2 separate regions of the Homo sapiens genome follow, and region 2 is linked to region 1. A link is an interaction called in ENCODE POLR2A ChIA-PET data of the cell type or tissue named here. Cell type or tissue: OCI-LY7. All regions are shown on one strand.

Region 1 (8,000 bases):
ATTGGTACTCACCATACAGTTAGGCTAAACATTAGAGTTGTTTTTAGATAGTGATTTCTCAGAGGAACAGAAGATAAGCCCACCTACCATTTAGGCATTTGTAAAGCATCATTCACTTCCAGTAGAAGATCACAGTGAGTAAAGCATAAGAGCTACTGGGATAGATAAATGAATGGGAGAATGGAAAAATTAGAGCAAAGAAGAGAATTGAAATTGAGGGCCAGATAAAGTATGGAAACGGTGAATAATATGGAAGAAGAGGAATTCACAATGCAGCAGAAAGGGAGTAATCAAAATAAGATAGATGTAGGCTGGGCATGGTGTTTCATGCCTGTAATCTCAGCACTTTGGGAGGCCAAGACAGGAGGATCTCTTGAGGCCAGGAGTTCACTACCAGCCTGGGCAGCAGAACAAGACCCCATCTCTATAAAAAAATAAATAAAAATTAAATCTCTGAGAGATGATTAAGAGAAAATCCCACTTAATTTCCCTTACAGGTTAGGGTGCTAGAGCTAGAAAATGAATTGCAGAAGGAGCGTCAAAAACTGGGAGAGCTTCGGAAAAAGCACTACGAGCTTGCTGGTGTTGCTGAGGGCTGGGAAGAAGGTAAGCTGACTCCAAGGATGGGCACTAACCCGCAGCAGGGAGGGGAAGCTGTGTGGCCAGGGCCTTCCCCTAGAATGGAACAGAACAAGGAACCCACCAGATCGGTGGCTTCTTCCTTCTCTTCTCTCCTCATGGAACCTGTTTTCTCTTCCGTTGTAAATAACCTTTAAGCCTAACTTTGGGTGAAGTTATGGTGATTTGAAAGCTTTTGTTGTCACCTTTTAAGACCTAAACATTGATCATAACTCACTCACTGCCATTCCCTCCCAGGCCCAGCTAGCCTTGCCAACTCCCTGGGAATTTAGTTTCTGGCCAGCAGAGAGTTGAAAAATGAATAAATAGTGGTCAGTCGAGATCTGGCAGACAGGGACAAGTGAATTACAAGGTTCTGTCTATCTAGAGCCAGTGAAGGGCAACAATTGCCAAAAGACAGAAGGGATCAGGTGCTAGGCCGGGCGTGGTGGCTCACGCCTATAATCCCAGCACTTTGGGAGGCCGAGGCGGGCGGATCACGAGGTCAGGAGATCGAGACCATCCTGGCTAACACGGTGAAACCCCGTCTCTACTAAAAATACAAAAAATTAGCCTGGCGTGGTGGTGGGCGCCTGTAGTCCCAGCTACTCAGGAGGCTGAGGCAGGAGAATGGCGTGAACCCGGGAGGCGGAGCTTGCAGTGAGCCGAGATCGCGCCACTGCACTCCAGCCTGGGCAACAGAGCGAGACTCCATCTCAAAAAAAAAAAAAAAAAAAAAAGAAGGGATCAGGTGCTGAGAAATGGAGTGGCATGGAGTCACATTCAGGCTGCCAGCCCAGAGACTTGCCATCCATCACCTCGAGTCTATATGTTGTTGTCTGCATGTCGAAAGCAGTCAACTTGATCACAGCCAAGACTGTTCACTCTTAGTGGACTTGACTGACTCTGGGCACCAACCATAGACAGATCCTAGTCATTCCTAGACACGAAACTTGGGGACTATGTGATTACACCATGGTTATAATTATAATGTATTTTTGAGCCCCCATGGTGGCAGGTTTTGTTGGTTAAGTGAATGAATGCATTCATGAGTGCTTTGCAACATAAATTATCATTGTCTTTTAGGAACAGAGGCATCTCCACCTACACTGCAAGAAGTGGTAACCGAAAAAGAATAGAGCCAAACCAACACCCCATATGTCAGTGTAAATCCTTGTTACCTATCTCGTGTGTGTTATTTCCCCAGCCACAGGCCAAATCCTTGGAGTCCCAGGGGCAGCCACACCACTGCCATTACCCAGTGCCGAGGACATGCATGACACTTCCAAAGACTCCCTCCATAGCGACACCCTTTCTGTTTGGACCCATGGTCATCTCTGTTCTTTTCCCGCCTCCCTAGTTAGCATCCAGGCTGGCCAGTGCTGCCCATGAGCAAGCCTAGGTACGAAGAGGGGTGGTGGGGGGCAGGGCCACTCAACAGAGAGGACCAACATCCAGTCCTGCTGACTATTTGACCCCCACAACAATGGGTATCCTTAATAGAGGAGCTGCTTGTTGTTTGTTGACAGCTTGGAAAGGGAAGATCTTATGCCTTTTCTTTTCTGTTTTCTTCTCAGTCTTTTCAGTTTCATCATTTGCACAAACTTGTGAGCATCAGAGGGCTGATGGATTCCAAACCAGGACACTACCCTGAGATCTGCACAGTCAGAAGGACGGCAGGAGTGTCCTGGCTGTGAATGCCAAAGCCATTCTCCCCCTCTTTGGGCAGTGCCATGGATTTCCACTGCTTCTTATGGTGGTTGGTTGGGTTTTTTGGTTTTGTTTTTTTTTTTAAGTTTCACTCACATAGCCAACTCTCCCAAAGGGCACACCCCTGGGGCTGAGTCTCCAGGGCCCCCCAACTGTGGTAGCTCCAGCGATGGTGCTGCCCAGGCCTCTCGGTGCTCCATCTCCGCCTCCACACTGACCAAGTGCTGGCCCACCCAGTCCATGCTCCAGGGTCAGGCGGAGCTGCTGAGTGACAGCTTTCCTCAAAAAGCAGAAGGAGAGTGAGTGCCTTTCCCTCCTAAAGCTGAATCCCGGCGGAAAGCCTCTGTCCGCCTTTACAAGGGAGAAGACAACAGAAAGAGGGACAAGAGGGTTCACACAGCCCAGTTCCCGTGACGAGGCTCAAAAACTTGATCACATGCTTGAATGGAGCTGGTGAGATCAACAACACTACTTCCCTGCCGGAATGAACTGTCCGTGAATGGTCTCTGTCAAGCGGGCCGTCTCCCTTGGCCCAGAGACGGAGTGTGGGAGTGATTCCCAACTCCTTTCTGCAGACGTCTGCCTTGGCATCCTCTTGAATAGGAAGATCGTTCCACCTTCTACGCAATTGACAAACCCGGAAGATCAGATGCAATTGCTCCCATCAGGGAAGAACCCTATACTTGGTTTGCTACCCTTAGTATTTATTACTAACCTCCCTTAAGCAGCAACAGCCTACAAAGAGATGCTTGGAGCAATCAGAACTTCAGGTGTGACTCTAGCAAGGCTCATCTTTCTGCCCGGCTACATCAGCCTTCAAGAATCAGAAGAAAGGCCAAGGTGCTGGACTGTTACTGACTTGGATCCCAAAGCAAGGAGATCATTTGGAGCTCTTGGGTCAGAGAAAATGAGAAAGGACAGAGCCAGCGGCTCCAACTCCTTTCAGCCACATGCCCCAGGCTCTCGCTGCCCTGTGGACAGGATGAGGACAGAGGGCACATGAACAGCTTGCCAGGGATGGGCAGCCCAACAGCACTTTTCCTCTTCTAGATGGACCCCAGCATTTAAGTGACCTTCTGATCTTGGAAAAACAGCGTCTTCCTTCTTTATCTATAGCAACTCATTGGTGGTAGCCATCAAGCACTTCCCAGGATCTGCTCCAACAGAATATTGCTAGGTTTTGCTACATGACGGGTTGTGAGACTTCTGTTTGATCACTGTGAACCAACCCCCATCTCCCTAGCCCACCCCCCTCCCCAACTCCCTCTCTGTGCATTTTCTAAGTGGGACATTCAAAAAACTCTCTCCCAGGACCTCGGATGACCATACTCAGACGTGTGACCTCCATACTGGGCTAAGGAAGTATCAGCACTAGAAATTGGGCAGTCTTAATGTTGAATGCTGCTTTCTGCTTAGTATTTTTTTGATTCAAGGCTCAGAAGGAATGGTGCGTGGCTTCCCTGTCCCAGTTGTGGCAACTAAACCAATCGGTGTGTTCTTGATGCGGGTCAACATTTCCAAAAGTGGCTAGTCCTCACTTCTAGATCTCAGCCATTCTAACTCATATGTTCCCAATTACCAAGGGGTGGCCGGGCACAGTGGCTCACGCCTGTAATCCCAGCACTTTGAGAGGCTGAGGTGGTAGGATCACCTGAGGTCAGGAGTTCAAGACCAGCCTGTCCAACATGGTGAAACCCCCATCTCTACTAAAAATACCAAAAATTAGCCGAGCGTAGTGACGGGTGCCCGTAATCCCAGCTACTCAGGAGGCTGAGACAGGAGAATCACCTGAACCCCAGAGGCAGAGGTTGCAGTGAGCTGAGATCACGCCATTGTACTCCAGCCTGGGCAACAAGAGCAAAACTCCGTCTCAAAAAAAAAAAAAAATTACAAATGGGGCAAACAGTCTAGTGTAATGGATCAAATTAAGATTCTCTGCCCAGCCGGGCACAGTGGCGCATGCCTGTAATCCCAGAACTTTGGGAGGCCAAGACGGGATGATTGCTTGAGCTCAGGAGTTTGAGACCAGGCTGGGCATCATAGCAAGACCTCATCTCTACTAAAATTCAAAAACAAAATTAGCCGGGCATGATGGTGCATGCCTGTAGTCTCAGCTAGTTGGGGAGCTAAGGTGGGAGAATTGCTTGAGCTTGGGAAGTCGAGGCTGCAGTCAGCCCTGATTGTGCCAGTGCACTCCGGCCTGGGTGACAGAGTGAGACCCTGTCTCAAAAAAAAAAAGATTCTGTGTCAGAGCCCAGCCCAGGAGTTTGAGGCTGCAATGAGCCATGATTTCCCACTGCACTCCAGCCTGAGTGACAGAGCGAGACTCCATCTCTTTAAAAACAAACAAAAAATTATCTGAATGATCCTGTCTCTAAAAAGAAGCCACAGAAATGTTTAAAAACTTCATCGACTTAGCCTGAGTCATAACGGTTAAGAAAGCACTTAAACAGAAGCAGAGGCTAATTCAGTGTCACATGAGGAAGTAGCTGTCAGATGTCACATAATTACTTTCGTAATAGCTCAGATTAGAATGGCTACCCCATTCTCTAGACAAAATCAAATTGTCCTATTGTGACTCTTCTAAAAATGAAGATGAAGAGCTATTTAATGACACACCTTGGATTAAAACGGGAATCACATCTTAAAGCTAAAAATGAACCTGCAAGCCTTCTAAATGAGTCACTGAGCATCACTAGTGACAAGTCTCGGGTGAGCGTAAATGGGTCATGACAAGATGGGACAGCAACAAAATCATGGCTTAGGATCGACAAGAAGTTAAAAAACAGCTGCATCTGTTACTTAAGTTTGTAAGACAGTGCCCTGAGACCTCTAGAGAAAAGATGTTTGTTTACATAAGAGAAAGAGGCCAGACATGGTGTCTCACACGTTTAATCCCAGCACTTTGGGAGGCAGGGGCGGGTGGATCACCTGAGGTCAGGAGTTCAAGACTAGCCTGGCCAACATGGTGAAACCCCGTCTCTACTAAAAATACAAAAATTAGCCGGGCATGGTGGCAGGCGCCTATAATCCCAGCTACTGGGGAGGCTGAGGCAGGAGAATCACTTGAACCCGGGGGACAGAGGTTGTAGTGAGCCAAGATCGCACCACTGCACTCCAGCCTGGGTCACAGAGTGAGACTCCATCTCAAAAAAAAAAAAGAGAGAGAGAGAGAAAGAAATAGAAGAGAAGAGCCATCTTGGCAGGGTTATTTTATATCTGAGCAAGGAGTTTAAATGAGACTAGTTTAGATTGTCTGCTGATGCAGCCGTCCATAGCAGTACCCCTAAAATCCCACCAGAATACGGGTCCCTCTAACCCAGTGGCTGGAAGAACCACTGTCTAGAGCAACTTTTCTTGGAACTGTCCCAGCTACCAAGTCAGACACCAAGGTTTATGCCACCAGGTAACACGGGAATCACAGGTACATGTCGCTCCGGTCAGATTAGTTGGCTTTGGCCCCTCGACCCTGTGCAGGAGCTAGTTCTCAGCTTGCAGCTGGAAGTTCCCTCTTAGCTCCTTAGTCTAGAGGGGTCTCCTGGCTCCATTTGACCCTGGTCTTTAATAACCGGTCAGCATCTTGCTACCTTCTACCACCTTTCCAAATCTCTGGAAATCCTGCCAGGGAAAGCCTCCAGTTCCAACATTGGCTTTCCAAGCAAACTGGCTTTGCCCTCTCTCTGCCATCCTTGTCCTCCAGAGACTGCACCACCTGTAGCATAGAAAACCACCACCACGGACCTGCCAGCCATCGGCGCAGCAAACCAGCCAGCTGTTTGCTGCCAAATTCCTTCCTCTCCCAGGTCCAGACCAAATACAAGATCAGCACCACACCGTGGTGTTGTCAGGAGCCAAAGCAACAGGAAACAATTCAATGCTGTTGGGTTCGATTCTGAGAGTAGATTTTTCCAGACATGTCTTTCAGGTGACCCTCAACTACCTCAGGTTTGAAGGCCCTAAATGAAACTGATTACCACTCATAGGGACAAACCGAGGGGGTTCGGTTACATCTTGGTGATAATGCAGTTGTCTCAAACTTATAACAGACTCTTTCACATTTCAGTTTGCAGGGATAGGGTTGGGTTTGTTTTTCTTCTGTTTTTAACCTTTCCCCTGGGTTTCCATTAGGGTAGTTCCTTGAAATGAATTTCATTTTTCACTGAGTGCCTACCTTCCCAGGGCAGGTGGCCACTGGCTTCTGTTTCCCTCCAACAATACTTTTATTATGGTATTAAGACCTTTCTTTGTATAATACATTGCATCTGTGTTTTCAATTTTTCAAATAAATATTTCCGCCTGGCAATGGAGCGTGGTGGTGATTGACCAGCCAGCGTGGCTCTGAGGTATAGGCTCCAGTGAGAAGCCTGCATTTGTATCCTGGGGTTCATGGAATCCACTTAGCCCCACACCTCTGGGAATATATCTTAGAAATATTAGTTTTGAGCCGGGTGTGGTGGCTCACACCAGTAATCCCAGCTCTTAGGGAGGCAGAGGCAGGAGGATAGCTTGAGCCCAGGAGTTAAGAGACCTGCCTGGAAAATATAGTGAGAAGCTGTTCTCCACAAAAAGGAAAAAAAAAAAAGAAATATTAGTTTGATATTGGGCATGGTGGCTCATGCCTGTAATCCCAGCAATTTGGGAGGCTGCAGTGGGAGGATCACTTGAGTGCAGGAGTTTGAGAGCAACCTGGGCAACACAGCAAGACCCCGTCTACAACAAAATTAACTGGGAATGGTAGCATATGCCTGTAGTCCCAGCTACTTGGGAGGCTGAGTCAGGAGGCTCAGTTCAGCCCAGGAGGTTGAGGCTGCAGTGATCACGCCATTGCACTCCACCCTGGGCAACAGAGCAAGACCCTGTCTCTTGAAAAAAAAAAAAAGACATTTGTTTGCACTTCTTAAACATGTTCCATCCTCCCTGTACGCTCTCCTGTCCATGGGAATGATCAAATAGAAAGTCCCGAAGTGGGCCAAGGACTGTGGCTCACACCTGTAATCCCAGCAGTTTGGGAGACCGATGCGGGCAGATCACCTGAGGTCGGGAGTTCAAGACCAGCCTAACCAACATGGAGAAACCCCCATCTCTACTAAAAATACAAAATTAGCCAAGTGTGGTGACATATGTCTGTAGTCCCAGCTACTCGGGAGGCTGAGGCAGGAGAATCACTTGAACCCAGGAGGCGGAGGTTGTGGTAAGCCGAGATCACGCCACTGCATTCCAGTCTGGGCAACAAGAGCAAAACTCGGTCTCAAAAAAAAAAAAAAAAAAAAGTCCCGAAGTGGTTAACACTGCCATTTAGGCTGGGCATGGTGATTCATGCCTGTAATCCCAGCACTTTGGGAGGCCAAGGCATTTGAGACCAGCCCGGGCAACATGGCAAAACCCTGTCTCTATAAAAAATACAAAAAAAAAAAAAAATAGCTGGGCATGGTGGTGTGCACCTGTACCCCCAGCTTCTAGGGAGGGCGAGATGGGAGAATCATGTGAGCCCCTGGAGAGGTCGAGGCTGCGGTAAGCCATGACTGCGCTACTGCACTCCAACCTGGATGACAGAGACCCTGTCTAAAAAAACATAATATTTAAAAAAAAAAAAAAACTTATCATATAGATCAGGTGTCATAAAATCTGGGGGTTCAGGCTGTGGCTCCTCCCTCTGCACCCTTGCGATGCAA
Region 2 (8,000 bases), 130 kb before region 1:
AAGTAGAAACGAGGTTTCGCCGTGTTGGCCAGGCTGGTCTCCAACTCCTGACTTCAAGTGATCTGCCCGCCTCGGCCTCCCAAAGTGCTGGGATTACAGGCGTGAGCCACCGCGCCCAGCCAGGTTTTCTTTTTGGGGTGATGAAAATGTCCTGGAATTGGTGATGATGATTATATAACCTTGAAAATACATTAAAAATCACTGAACTATACCCTTTTTAAAAATGGTGAATTCTATGGTGTCTGAGTTATATCTCAGTTTTAAAAAAATGTATTATTCTGATTGCATATAGAGATAGGCTACAGGTGTCCAAGAGTGAAAACTGGGAGGATGTTGCAGATGCTGCAGTTGGTCCAGCGGTGAGCTGATGGTGCTATCATTGGCCAGGAGGTTGGCCCAAGGGCATGATGGCTTGAAAAGTTGGGAAGTCCCGGCCAGGGGTGGTGGCTCATGCCTGTAATCCCAGCACTTTGGGAGGCCAAGGTGGGTGGATCACCTGAGATCAGGAGTTCGAGACCAGCCTGGCCAACATGGTGAAACCCTGTCTCTACTAACAATACAAAAATTAGCCCGGTGTGCTGGCGGCCACCTGTAAACCCAGCTACTCGGGAGGCTGAAGCAGGAGAATCACTTGAACCTGGGAGGCAGAGGTTGCAGTGAGCTGAGATGGCACCATTGCACTCCAGCCTGGGCGACAAGAGTGAAACTCTGTCTCAAAAACAAAACAATACAAAACAAAAGTTGGGAAGTCCTGAGTGCAGGAATCCTATAGAGAGGCTGTTCTCAACAGGAGGAGGGACACTCCCCGACCCTCGCCACTGAGGCAAGAGGGAATATGAGTTCAGGGGAAGGCATTTTGGAAAACTGATCTGACTTTTGGTTTGGTGCCAAAAAGGGTTTATGAGCCATTATGGGCACAGGCTTGAAAGCTTCAAATAGCTGCGAGTTAGCAAAGGTCATGGCCTTGGCTTCTAGGAAAATCGTGGAGCCCTGGAACAGGAAATCCAGGGATGGTGTCACCTTGAAGTGTACCTGACAATAATTTTTGAGTTGAAATACAGGGGCTTGAGATATTCATCATAATTACATGGCTCAGTAATACAAACCATCTCCTGATTTGGAATTTGCAGATGTCTGTTTTATAAAATCAAAGTCACTGATTAATCTAGAATTGGCATTGCGTCTTACAATCACAGTAGCATTTTGAATTGGGCATATGCCAATGCATTAATAAATAAGTAAAAGGTAGAATTAATAGCATCAAACTGCCGGGTGCAGTGGCTCATGCCTGTAATCCCAGCACTTTGTGAGGCCGAGGTGGGAGGATTCCTTGAGGCCAGGAGTTTGAGACCAATCTGGGCAACATAGTGAGACCTTGTCTCTACACACTCACAAAATTTTTAATTAGCCAGGCGTGATGGCACACGCGTGTAGCCTCAGCTACTTGGGAGGCTGAGATGGGAGGATCACCTGAGCCCAGGAGCTCAAGACTGCAGTGAGCTATGATTGAACCAGTGCCCTCCAGCCTGGGTGACAGAGGGAGACCCTGCCTCCATTTTCAATAAATGAATAAATAATATTAAACTAACACAGTTTGGTTTATAGAATTTTTTCATTTGAAATATCTGTCTTGGTCTCTACAACAACAGCCTTGTGAAACAAGTTTTGCTATTTTCATGCCTATATTTATATAAGGAAATGGAGGCTTAGTGAGTTAACACTTTTCTAAGAAGCCTGAATCCAGGTCTTCTAAATCTCATGTTCTTTCCATTATCACTCCATGAATCAAGTAAAGTACTTTTTATTTATTCAAATTCTCAGGGTATGTTGCCAGGGTACCTTTTCCCAGAAAGTCTATTTTTATAGAATGTCTTTGATTCTTGCCCATCCCAGTGGCTATTTTAAATAACATTTTTTTCCTGTTAATTATGTTAATGTTAATTTTAGAAAGTCTAGAAAAACAGTTTTAAAAATCACCACTCATAACCACTCTTAACATTTGAGCATATTTCTTTCCAGTGTCTGCCTATACATACACCACCTATAAATATATATACACATATATACATATATATATTTATAACCCTTTTCGTAAAACTGTGCTCATACTATATAAATGGTTTCGTGTCCTGCTTTTTTGCTTAGTATGATTTTGTGAAATGGAGCGTCGCATAACGGTGAAGGTTAATTAGGCCCTGGAGCCAGAACAAAACGCTCTGGTAGGTGTGTGTGCCCTTGTAAATTATTTAACCTTTTAGCACCTTAGTTTCTTTCCTCTGGTCCCAGGTGATCTGCGTTCTTGGGGTCGGGAACTGTTCCGTGTCTGAAACACATCCGTACTTTCTCCCATTGGACAAGCAGCGTCCTTGCCTTCCATCCTTCTCGCATCTCCCTTGCCCTGTGACTTCAGTAACACCCGCTCTATCTAACCTTGGGTCCACCATGCCCAGTTTCCTGAATGCTGCTGTAGAAGACCACGCAGTGGAGAATATCGGTGTCGCTATTGACCCACAGCCTTCTTGTCCTTTGTCTTTCTTTGTAATTTTCTTTTATTGATTGTATCTATTTTTTAAATATATAATGCATGGGCCTGGCACGGTGGCTCACGCCTGTAATCCCAGCACTTTGGGAGGCCGAGGTGGGTGGATCATCTGAGGTCAGTAGTTTGAGACCAGCCTGGCCAACATGGCGAAACCCTGTCTCTACTGAATGTACAAAAATTAGCCGGGCATGGTGATGATGCACCTGTAATCCCAGCTACTTGGGAGGCTGAGGCAGGAGAATCGCTTGAACCCAGGAGGAAGAGGTTGCAATGAGCCGAGATCACGCCACTGCACTCCGGCCTGGGCAACAGAGGGAGACTCCATCTCAAAAAAAAATAAAATTAATTAATTAATTAATTAATAAAGCATGATTAAAAAAAAATCTACCATACAAGAGGGTGACCAGTTCATCCCACATCCCCCAGCCTCTGGTCCTTCTCTGCAGAGGCAGCCACCTCTGTGCAACTGCAAGCATATCGTCTGTGTGGGTCTGCAGTGGTATTTCGCTGAGTAACATAGATCTTGGATATTGTTTCAGTCCATACATACAGGCCTGCCCAGTTGTTTTGTTTTGTTGGTTTTTTTCACATTGCCATATAAAAGGAAGGCTTCCTAAAGCATACCACAAACCTACAAGCTATAATGGAAAAGTTGATAAATTTGACTATGGAAAGGCCAGGAGCAGTGGCTCATGCCTGTAATCCCAGCACTTTGGGAGGCCGAAGCAGGCGGATCACTTGAGTCCAGGAGTTCGAGACCAGCCTGGCCAACATAGCAAAACCCCGTCTCTACTGAAAATACAAAAATTAGCCAGGCATGGTGATGGCATGCCTGCAATCCCAGCTACTGGGGAGGCTGAGGCAGGAGAATCACTTGAATCCAGGAGGTGGAGGTTGCAGTAAGCTGAGATCACACCACTGCACTCCAGCCTGAGCGACAGAGCGAGACTGTCTCAAAAAAAAAAAAATGACTACGGAAAAATGAGAAGCTTTAGTATGAGAAAAGATACCATTAGCAAAGCCACAAGACAGGATGGCCTCCACATCCCACTGGACCTTCAACACTGCTCAGTGGCCCTTTTGTGCCCCACGTGGTTCTCTCCACAGATACTACCTCAAACCTTCCTGCCCCTCCAAGCTACAACTCCATCCCTCCTAATTTCACACAGAAAATCAAATTTATCAGATGGAAATGCCCTCTGCTTCCTGCAGCCAGACCTTTATTTTGTTTTAATTGTTCTTATTTTTTTATAGAGATAGGGTCTTGCTCTGTCACCCAGGCTGGAGTGCAGTGGCTTGATCATAGCTCACTGTAGCCTCCAACTCCTGGCCTCAAACAATCCTCCTCCCTCAACCCCCTGACTAGCTGGGACTATATGTGTGCACCTCCATGCCTTTCTAATTTTTAAATTTTTTTTGTAGAAACAGGGTCTCACTATATTCACTATATTTCCCAGGCTGGTTTCGAACACCTTGGCCTCCCAAAGAGCTAGGATTACAGGTGCGAACCACCAAACCCAGCCAACCAGACATCTCAGTGTATTTGAGCCCAAATTAGTCTCTTCTTTCCCTCTGTTGAAATGGAAAGTATCTGGACTGGGCATGATGGCTCACGCCCGTAATCCCAGCACTTTGGGAGGCCAAGGCAGGCAGATCACTTGAGGCCAGGAGTTCAAGACCAGCCTGGCCAATATGGTGAAATCCCAACCCTACTAAAAATACAAAAATTAGTCGGACGTGGTGGTGCATGCTTGTAATCCCAGCTACTCAGGAAGCTGAGGCATGAGAATTGCTTGAACCTGGGAGGCAGAGGTTGCAGTGAGCCGAGATTGTACTACTGCACTCCAGCCTGGGCAATGGAGCAATGGAGCAAGACTTTGTCTGTCCGTCTGCCTGTCTCTCTCTCTCTCTCTCTCTCCCTATACATATATATATGTATGTATACGTATACATACACATACATATATATGTATGTGTATATATGTATGTATACGTATACATACACATACATATATATGTATGTGTATATATGTGTGTATACGTATACACACACACATATGTATGTGTATATATGTATGTATATGTATACACACACATATGTATGTGTATATATGTATGTATACGTATACATACACATATGTATGTGTATATATGTATGTATACGTATACATACACACATATATATGCATGTGTATGTATACATATACATACATATATACATACATATATGTGTGTATATATGTATGTATACATATATGTGTGTATATAGTATGTGTATGTATACACACACAATATATGTATATATACATATGTATATGTGTGTATATATGTATGTACATATATGTATGTAAATATACACACATACATGTATGTATGTACACACATGTGTGTGCATATATGCATACATGTATGTATGCACATATGTGTGTATATGTGTGTGTATATACACATATATGTGTATATACACATATATGTGTATATATATACACATATATGTGTATATATATACACATATATGTGTATATATATACACATATATGTGTATATATATATACACATATATGTGTATATATATATATACACACATACATAAAATAATGGAAGGTAGCTGTTCCCCTGCTAGAGGCTGACACCTCCCTGTGTTCTGATCCCCTGTAATCTTGCCTTAGCAGGACCGTTGCTCTACTGATTAGCTGAGTCAGAAAACTAGAAGTCAAATTATCACTCACTACTCCACTCCCCTCCCACTCCCTTCCATTCCCGTCTCCTGCTGGGTTTTACCTCCTAAATACTCCCTGGCGGCTCTGTTCTCTCATCTCTTTCCTATTTTCACTGCTCATGGTCAGGACTCATCTAGTACACCCAGAACTGGCAGTACCCTCTTCACTGATCCCAGTCTCCACCCTGGCCATCCTCAGAGCTGTCCCTGCACAGAGGTCAGTGATGCATCAAAAACTCAGATCTGCTCCTGTCCCCTGGCAAACACCCTGAATTGACCATCTGCCTCCTACATCAGTCCGCCTCGCCTGCTGTAGGGGTAGGAGCAGTGCCGCCAGGATGACACACTCTGTCACCCAGGCTGGAGTGCAGTGGTGCAATCATAGCTCACTGCAGCCTTGACTGCCTAGGTTCCAGCGATCCTCCCACCTCAGCCTCCTGAGTAGCTGGGACTATAGGTGTACGCCACCCCTCCTGGTCTGGACATTATATTTGTTTAAATGATCTGTCTTTGAGTTTTCCTTCCCACTTACACTACAGACATCTGGAGAGCAAAGACGCTGTCCGGGATCTTCCTACTGGCCTGGCACACACCTGGTGCACAGCTGATTCAAAACAGAACTTGCCAAACCACCCACTGAATGTTTTCTTGGTCGTTGTACCAGAACAGATGATCATAAAGACAGTTTATGAAACGTAATTAGGATAAGTGTAAATTCTTGTAGTTACATCTGAAACTCACAGGCATGCAAATATCAGATGGGCAACTGTGGCTTGCAGCAGTTCATGTAGAAAAAAGGTGGGGATTTTCATTGAGGAAGCCTCAGCATGGGTCGCCGGTGTGGTGACGCTGCAGGAAGCAGCTCGGATCTTAGCCACCTGTGCTGGTGTCCTCTGAGAACTTGCTCTGTCCCTGTCCCCATTCTCTTTCATATCTTCAATAATTATTCCTCCTCTCAGCTTAAAAACAGGCCCTCGTGTCCTCTAACCTTTAAAAACCTCTTTCCAGGCCAGGCACCGTGGCTCACTCCAGGAGGCTGAGGAGGATGGATCATTTGAGGTCAGGAGTTCGAGACAAGACTGACCAACATGGTGAAATCCCGTCTCTACTAAAAATACAGAAATTAGCCAGGCATGGTAGTGTGTGCCTGTAATCCCAGCTTCTAGGGAAGTTGAGGCAGGAGAGTCACTTGAACCTGGGAGAGGGAGGTTGCAGTGAGCTGAGATCACGCAACTGCACTCCAGCCTGGGCGACAGAGCGAGACGCTGTCTCAAAAATAAATTAGTTAATAAAATAAAATAAATAAAAGCCTCTTTCCAGCCAGGCATGGTGGCTCACACTTGTAGTCTGAGCACTGGGGGAGTCCCAGGTAGGAGGATTGCTTGAGACCAGGAGTTTGAGACCAGCTAGGACAACATAGCAAGACCTCATCTTTACCAAATAAAATAGCTGGGCGTGGTGGTGCAGGTCTGTACTCCCAGCTACTCGGGAGGCTGGGGTGGGAGGGTTACTGGAGCCCAGGAGTTCCAGGCTGCCATGTGCTGTGATCGCACCACTGTGGTCCATCCTGGGTGACAGAACAAGAACCTGTCTCAAACAAACAAACAAACAAACAAAAATAGTGGAGACCCTCCAGTGTGAGCCTCCTCATCATCTCTGATTTCATCCCCCATGACATCGCCAGCTACGCCCCCTCCTTCCCCTCCTCCCTCCCCTCCACCTTCACCCCTTGTGGCTCACTCACGCACCCACTCTCCAGTCCACCCCTCCTCAGAGACCCTGTCCACTCATCCATCTCTCTCCCATTGCGCTTCCTCTTCACTCCGTTCCTTCTGCCTCCCACCATATGCAAATCTTCTCCATCCTTAAAAGCCTGATTGCCTCCTCTGGATTTTTCCACACTCTTGGGGAACTTCCTGTGACTCCCTGCCCTTCACCACCAGCCTTTCCCAAAGAGAAATCCCTCTCACCACCTCCCACTGCCCATCCTCCCCCAGTGGCTCCAAGGCACACATTTGGACTTAGGCCTGCGTTACTCTGCTGTAGCTGCCCCCAAGATGACATCAGGACCTAACAGCACTTGTAGCACCTTTTGCTCCCCATTCCCTGCTTCGCATCCTTGGGGATCTCGGCAGGACTGGACCCACTCCCCCTTCTTTCAGGGCCCCTCACTGCCCTTATCTTCTACTTGTTGTCCCTCCCTTTTTTTTTTTTTTTTTTTTTGAGATGGAGTCTCGCTCTGTTGCCCAGGCTGGAGTGCAGCGGCATGATCTCGGCTCACTGCAACCTCCGCCTCCTGGGTTCAAGTGATTCTCCTGCCTCAGCCTCCTCAGTAGCTGGGATTACAGGTGTGCGCCACCACGCCCGGCTAATTTTTGTATTTTTAGTAGAGACGGGGTTTCACCATGTTGGCCAGGCTGGTCTCAAGCTCCTGACCTCAGGTGATCCGACTGCCTTGGCTTCCCGAAGTACTGGGATTACAGACCTGAGCCATTGTACCTGGCCTTTTTTTTTTTTTTTAACAGGGTCTCATTTTGTCACCTAGGCTGGAGTGCAGTGATGCAAAGATGGCTCACTGCAGCCTTGACCTCCCAGGCTCAAGTGATCCTCCCTTCTCAACCTCCTGAGTAGCTGGGACTATAGGAGGGCATCCCCACACCACCTAATTTTTGCATTTTTGGTAGAGACGGGATTTTGCCATGTTGCCCGGGCTAGTCTTGAACTCCTGGGCTCAAGTGA

Evidence for each region. ChIA-PET counts read pairs that join two places held together with the same protein. Peaks named below come from ENCODE experiments on the same cell type or tissue, not always from the same donor. Only the 100,000 strongest peaks of a DNase experiment are listed, where the experiment ranks them.
Region 2: POLR2A ChIA-PET joins it to region 1 with 5 read pairs; 2 of 35 experiments call an interaction of 5 or more read pairs at or near these places.

What each region holds. Positions count from the first base shown.
Region 1 is chr7:75,531,929-75,539,928 of GRCh38, reverse strand. It overlaps HIP1 (huntingtin interacting protein 1), which reads left to right. Exons shown (of 31, transcript NM_005338.7): 30 at 498-606; 31 at 1,705-6,631. The coding sequence ends at 1,757. Among named protein-coding and RNA genes, the nearest start is that of SPDYE5, 44 kb to the right of the region's middle. RefSeq lists an enhancer at 4,469-4,718. In OCI-LY7, no CTCF peak of the experiment used is centred here; no DNase peak of the experiment used is centred here.
Region 2 is chr7:75,661,057-75,669,056 of GRCh38, reverse strand. All of the region lies in intron 1 of HIP1 (huntingtin interacting protein 1), which reads left to right. Among named protein-coding and RNA genes, the nearest start is that of HIP1, 74 kb to the left of the region's middle. In OCI-LY7, no CTCF peak of the experiment used is centred here; a DNase peak (open chromatin) is centred at 6,066; H3K4me3 peaks cover 2,218 bases; H3K27ac peaks cover 3,146 bases.